2 separate regions of the Homo sapiens genome follow, and region 2 is linked to region 1. The links are chromatin loops, found by intact Hi-C in ENCODE. Cell type or tissue: sigmoid colon. All regions are shown on one strand. Each heading gives the region's core, and the rest is flanking DNA. Links, peaks and the distances in the headings are about the cores only. Region 1 overlaps ABI3BP (ABI family member 3 binding protein). Region 2 has its middle 150 kb from the start of IMPG2.

What was found. A loop is a pair of places that touch in the nucleus more often than their neighbours do. Peaks named below come from ENCODE experiments on the same cell type or tissue, not always from the same donor. Only the 100,000 strongest peaks of a DNase experiment are listed, where the experiment ranks them.
Region 2: a loop joins it to region 1, with 13 times the contacts of the local background. A loop is called at or near these places in 2 of 110 quality-filtered maps.

Annotation. Positions count from the first base shown.
Region 1 is chr3:100,976,521-100,979,445 of GRCh38, reverse strand. All of the region lies in intron 1 of ABI3BP (ABI family member 3 binding protein), which reads left to right. Among named protein-coding and RNA genes, the nearest start is that of ABI3BP, 15 kb to the left of the region's middle. In sigmoid colon, for the core only: no CTCF peak of the experiment used is centred there; a DNase peak (open chromatin) is centred at 1,235.
Region 2 is chr3:101,169,066-101,171,990 of GRCh38, reverse strand. No RefSeq gene overlaps it. Among named protein-coding and RNA genes, the nearest start is that of IMPG2, 150 kb to the left of the region's middle. In sigmoid colon, for the core only: no CTCF peak of the experiment used is centred there; a DNase peak (open chromatin) is centred at 1,640; H3K4me3 peaks cover 631 bases.

The DNA.
Region 1 (2,925 bases), core at 90-2,589:
ATTTTGTGAGAGTAATCTTCTTTTAAAAAAAATGGCAAGAAACATTTACCTCTGTTTGTCAGCTCTGAATCTAAAGTCTCTCACCTACCCTTTTTCATTTATGAACTTGCATCCTACATCTACAAGGCCTGGTTGTGGAAGATAATTAGATGGATATGAAAGAAATTTTATGACTTGACTTTGTTTTATTGAAACATGGCTATTTAACAAACCTAGAGATAATGACTCTCACTCTCAGTATATGGAGAAGCAAAGAATCACTGAGCGCAGTGGTCCTCTAGCTTAGCAAGCATCATCATCTCTTAGAGGGCTGGATAAACTCAGAACACTGGGCTCCATCCCCAGAGTTTCTGACTCAGTAGATCTGAGGTGGGATGGTTTGAATAATTTGCGTTTCTCACAAGTTCCCAGATGATACTAGCAATGCTGGTCCTGGGATCACATTTTGGAAACCACTGACTTAGTGAATCTGCTAAGTATGCAGAATCCTGCCTCCCCTAACCTCCCCCACTTTCACTCCTCCCACCCTTACTATACTCACATCAGATTCTGATTCAGTTGTTCTGGTAATCTGCATGTTAAACAACTATCACTGATGATTCTGATGAGATTAACCATGCATTGAGAAATAATGCTGATCTCTTTACAGAATCAGTACAAAGCACTCGGGTACTACTTTGAAGAAAGTGGATAATATAAACTTAGCTAATTTACTTAGTTCTAGAAATTTGGAGAATTTGTGCTTTCTGTTGTTGAATATATGATAAATGTCTGTAGAAAAAAATTTAGCTGATAGAGTGATACCCTCTAGTTCTTGAGATGAACTTGCTGGCTGCCTTTTATAATTAGAAACTATTTTTTACCATAGCTAGCTGGAGCCCTGGGCAGCACTCGCTTGACATAACCTTGTTTGGTGGTGAGTAATGTCTAAAACTTCAGTTGAAAGGTTTTTGTGACATTATGAGCTATTAGTGGGAGTCATTCCACTTGTGTATATGTATTAAAGTTAATGCCTAATATTAACCAGAGGCATATGTTAACTGTAACCCAAATTCAAGAAAACTCACAATAAAGTATGGACAGTTTACTTTACTAGGTCAATGAAGAAAGACACAATTGTGACACTAAAGATGAATTTGATACTTCATGTGAATGTTTTCTGTCATTTTGTCTTACACAGAGTGCTAGCCAGCCCTTCAGCTAGAATTGGACATCAGCCTATTGTTGAGCATTAGCTATGACACTTGCACTTGGCAGCCAGCTGAAAACATTGTGTGTGTAGCTTGCAGGTTAGAGCTTCTTTTCTTAAGCTCAGGGGAGCCATAAAACCCTTGAAGCTGCATGTAGACTAGTACACTTGTGGGTCTGTGCATTTTCAGGAGTGTTGGTCTTTGGATATTGAGCTTCTTGAAGAAGTCTAAGAGCTGATAAAACTTAAGAGCTGTCTAGACAGATGCCTTTTACCAAGCAAGAATTAGGATGGGTCAAGTGAAGGGCTGGAAGAATTACTACCATATGCATAGATCATGCAGAGAGGGCCTCGAGATGGTCCATGAAAAATCTCATACTTTGTAACTAAGATGTGAACACACAGTTTATTTTATGTAATTTCTTTTGATGTGGTATAAAAAAATTTAAGTGTGGTAGTATCCAAGGTGGCCCTCAATTATTCTCACCTGCTGTTATTCATGCTCTTATATAGTCCCCTTGCACACTGAATCAAGGCTGGGCTGTGTACTCATTAAATATGGAAAAAGTGAAGTGAAAATATGTAACTTTCAGAGGCTAAATCATAAAGGACATTGCAGTTTACACCTTGTTCATTTTCTTGGATCACCCAATCTGGAGAAAACCAGCTGATGTGTCATGAAACACTCACGCAGATCTATGGAGAGGTCCACAAGGTGAAGGGCTTAGATTTCGTGCCTATATCCAGCACAAATTTGCTAGCCATCGGAGTGAGCCATCTGGGAAGCACATCTTCCAGCCCCAGTCAAGCCTTCAGGTGATGGTAATCCTGGCCAATATCTTAACTGCAACCTCATGAGAGATTCTGAGCCAGGACTGCCCAGTTCAGCTCCTCCCAAGTACCTGATCCACAGAAACTGTATGGATGATGAATGCTTATTGTTGATTAAGCCACTAAGCTTTGGGTTAATTTATTATATAGCAATAGATAACTATTAATGTAGGGAGCATATGTGATGCCTTTTTAATTTTAAAGGACTATTTAAATGGAATAAAAATAGAATGAGAAGTGTAAATAATCTTATCTGTTGGCATATGGCTTTGGAAATGTAGTTTTGCCTATGGGCAAAAGAAAATTGGAAATAAACACGGGAAGAGAATTTTGGGATCAATTACCTTTCCAGGACCACAAAAAAACTGAGCATAAATGCTGATTAAAGAGTGATTGGAAAAATACATGAATAATTATCCCTTTAAAAAAATTCATAGAAAAATGTTTGGTAGTTTAGAGCAGCTAAAGGACCACATCTCCAGAGGCCTTCATAGTTGGCCTTGTCTTTCATTCCAGAGCCCATCTCAGGACTGGCCTTAGGCCAAGGGTGTGGATCTGTATTGGTCCTGCTATCATTTAGAAGAGTCGACCTGTGCCCAAGATAGCTTAAAGACAGCCAGATCTGAGATCTGCCCCGTAGCTGACCTACATCCCCGAATTCCCCTGAGGAACAAATGGGCCTCCTGGGACAAACTTGGATCAGGCCAAGCTTTCATCTCCTTGGTCTTAGCTTAGACCCCATCTTGAAACTTATGCCATGGCATTCTCATGTAATTGTATCTCCAGGGTAGGCATTATGAAATTTCTCATCTCTTATTAAAATACCATTTTCTATGCATCTAACATTATGAGAGAATAAATAAAGAAAGAAGAAAAATGGTTACCATCCTGGTGGAATTTATATC
Region 2 (2,925 bases), core at 183-2,682, 190 kb before region 1:
AGTTTTTTCTGTTGGTATCAGGTTCATTAACCAAGCAGATGGTTACTAGTGACTTGGGGACTCAGTCTTAGGAGTCCTTCCTCTGTAATCCTGCTCTTATGAAGTGCCTCTGGCAATGAACCCACTACTTTCTATTGTAGAGCATTCTCCATGGGTTTTAGTTATTTAGAATTCAGACAAGAAAGTTGGCTGGCCTGTTGCAGCCCTTTTTTTTTGAGTTGCATTTTTATGTTTTTACCATTGATGTCTGCTCTTGTAATCTTATCTCTTCTTTTTCCAATTGATTTTCCAGTGAGAAGTGACCAAGTTTGTGGTCATATTCATGATCTTGGGCTGCCAGATTTAGCAAATAAAAATACAATATGCCCAGTTAAATTAGAATTCCAGATAAAAAGCAAATACTTTTTAGCATAAGTATATCCCATGCCATATCTGAGACATATTTATACTATACAATTATCACTATTTATCTAAAATTCAATTTTAACTGGGCATTCTGTATTTTATCTGGCAATTCTATTTTCATCTGATTTTGCCTTCAGGGCCTGTCCCCACTGAATTAACATCTTCTCAAAGACAAACTGAGGACATCAAGCTCAATCAGTCATTTCTTCCCCCTTTGTGGTTACAAGTTGTTGGTGCAGAAAGTTAAAATGTCTGATGAAAGTGAGGATTCTGAGGTTATCTGTGGCATTTGATATGCTCTACCTGACCTCTGGGGCTTTGTGCATGTTATTTATGTCTGGAATTATCTCTCCTCCCTTAACTCCCACTCTCTCTCTCGTTTCTTTAACTTTTGATTCTTCATCAAGTTTAAGTTCCAAGGTCATTTCTTTCTTGTGAGATCCTTTCCTCGACTACACTAGTATCAGGAGGAAGCGTTTGTCCTCTGCATGCACACAGCATACTGAACTACCCACTTGGGAACTTGCTCATCGACCTTGGTCTATGAGGAGGAGACGGTCTTTCTAGGTCATTGTTGTATCCTCACTCAGTGTCTAGCATAGTCCTTGAATGAATGAATACATCCAGAAGACTAGGAGTGGGGCCAGAGGAGTTGGTGAACTTGAAGAGTCTCCAGTAAAAAAATTTCATAAGTGAAAATGAAGGCAAACATGCTTGATTCTGGAAGAATGGACCACATCCAGAGGAGAGAAATGCTTTTAAATAGAGCAGATGCCTTTCAACCATATTGTTCTCTGGCCCATACTCCATGGAGTTGCCTAAGTCTCGGGGCAAGGGGACTCCAAGAAAGAGTCAGGTGAGGAACAGCCATTCTTCGAGAGCCTCTCCGGATCGCTGAAGCCATTATCAGCTCTGTAACAGCAGCTGATCCAGGAGTGAAGACTGTGCCTTTGGAGTGTGGCCGTGGCACTCTTAACATGGGCAGCTGTGCTATCATCTTTAGCAGGTGGTGCTGGTGTAGCTCACAACTTTGGATTCCTCTGAGACAGGCACTATCTCCTCTGGGAGCTTGAGCAGGACAGATGAAAAGCACAGAAACCCATGGCAAACACAAGCATCAGTTCTAGTACCTCTCTCCCAGAATTCTTTGAGAGTTTTCTAAGAGGGGACTAAAGTTTTGGCAGAGTAGCTGGAGAACAAAGCCAGAAAATCCTGCATAAAACACATGGTGACCCTATTTTTACCCCCTGGTTGGTGTGGCCTGGGAGACATCGACTGTATCCACATTTGCCAGCTTCTTTGTTTAGAATACTCATAAATAAAGATGATGGCTAATTTTTTCTCCTGCACTCTACAGGGTAGGGTAGTTTATAGTTTCTCTCTGTAATTGAATTGTAGGCTCTGGAGGAGTGGAGAATTTTATGAGTCAGAGGAAAATCTGATAAACTGGCCTTGTCCTCGTTTGAACAGGGTTATGACAATATGTCACGTAAGGGTGTTATTTACTAGTATTTTTTGGAGAAATAATTAGCTTCTTTTTTTATAATAGAATAAGGCCTTCCAGTTAATTATCTATACTTTCTTCTAATTAAAATAGCCTATGACTGCACAAGACAGGAAAGGTAGACCTCTTTTTCCTGCTTTGGGTTTGGAGGAAAATAAGTGAATGCAGGGTAAGGTGATGTGATGAACACATTCTGAGTTCACTTAGGATGGTAACGTTTGTTCTCCTCACTCTCTAATGCAATGCCAACATTTACATCTTCCTACAGAGACAGTAAATGGAAGGAGAATGGACAGTAGACGGAAACACTGCTGTTTTGGTGAATGGGTGAGGTCACTGTAGCAGTTTTCTAGCTCCAGTGGTTATGGCAGGTGGTGGGGTGGGTGGCCAGTGGGAGTGGGCTCATAAATTGCAGAGTCCTTTCTGTGGGACATGTGGAGCCTTGGTGTGAAATCTTTGCTTAGCTAACAATACTGTTTATGACAAAATTTTTAATATTTGTTTTAAGCTGCAGTTGAAAGGGAAATAGTTGTAATAGGGAGCAGAAGCAGGGTTACGATACTGATTGTGAGAGGAATTAGTGTCTAATTTTCCTCTCAAATCTACTTGCAAATATGAATTTACATCAAGGCTGTGCCATTTGAACTCTGACCCACTTCCTACCACCCCCATTCCCAAGTCCACTTAATCTACGCCATACGTTATAGCCACCTGGGAAACTTTTAATCCCCTGATCCAGGAGAACAACTCCTGGCTAATTAAACCAGAATCTTTAGGGCGAGGCCCAGGCATCAGCTATTTAATACATTTTTCCAGGTGAGTCTAATGTCTAGCCCAGATTGAGAACTATTTTTTCTGGAATGTACAGAACTATTTGCAGACCCAGAGTGTTGATAATACAGACCAGATTTCAGAAGAAGACTGTAGGTCTCTGAGAGATGGCTTGCCACGAAGCCTAGAAGACCCAGAAAGGTGGTGGCAGGCGGCACTTATGCCAGTCACTATCCCGCCTGCTC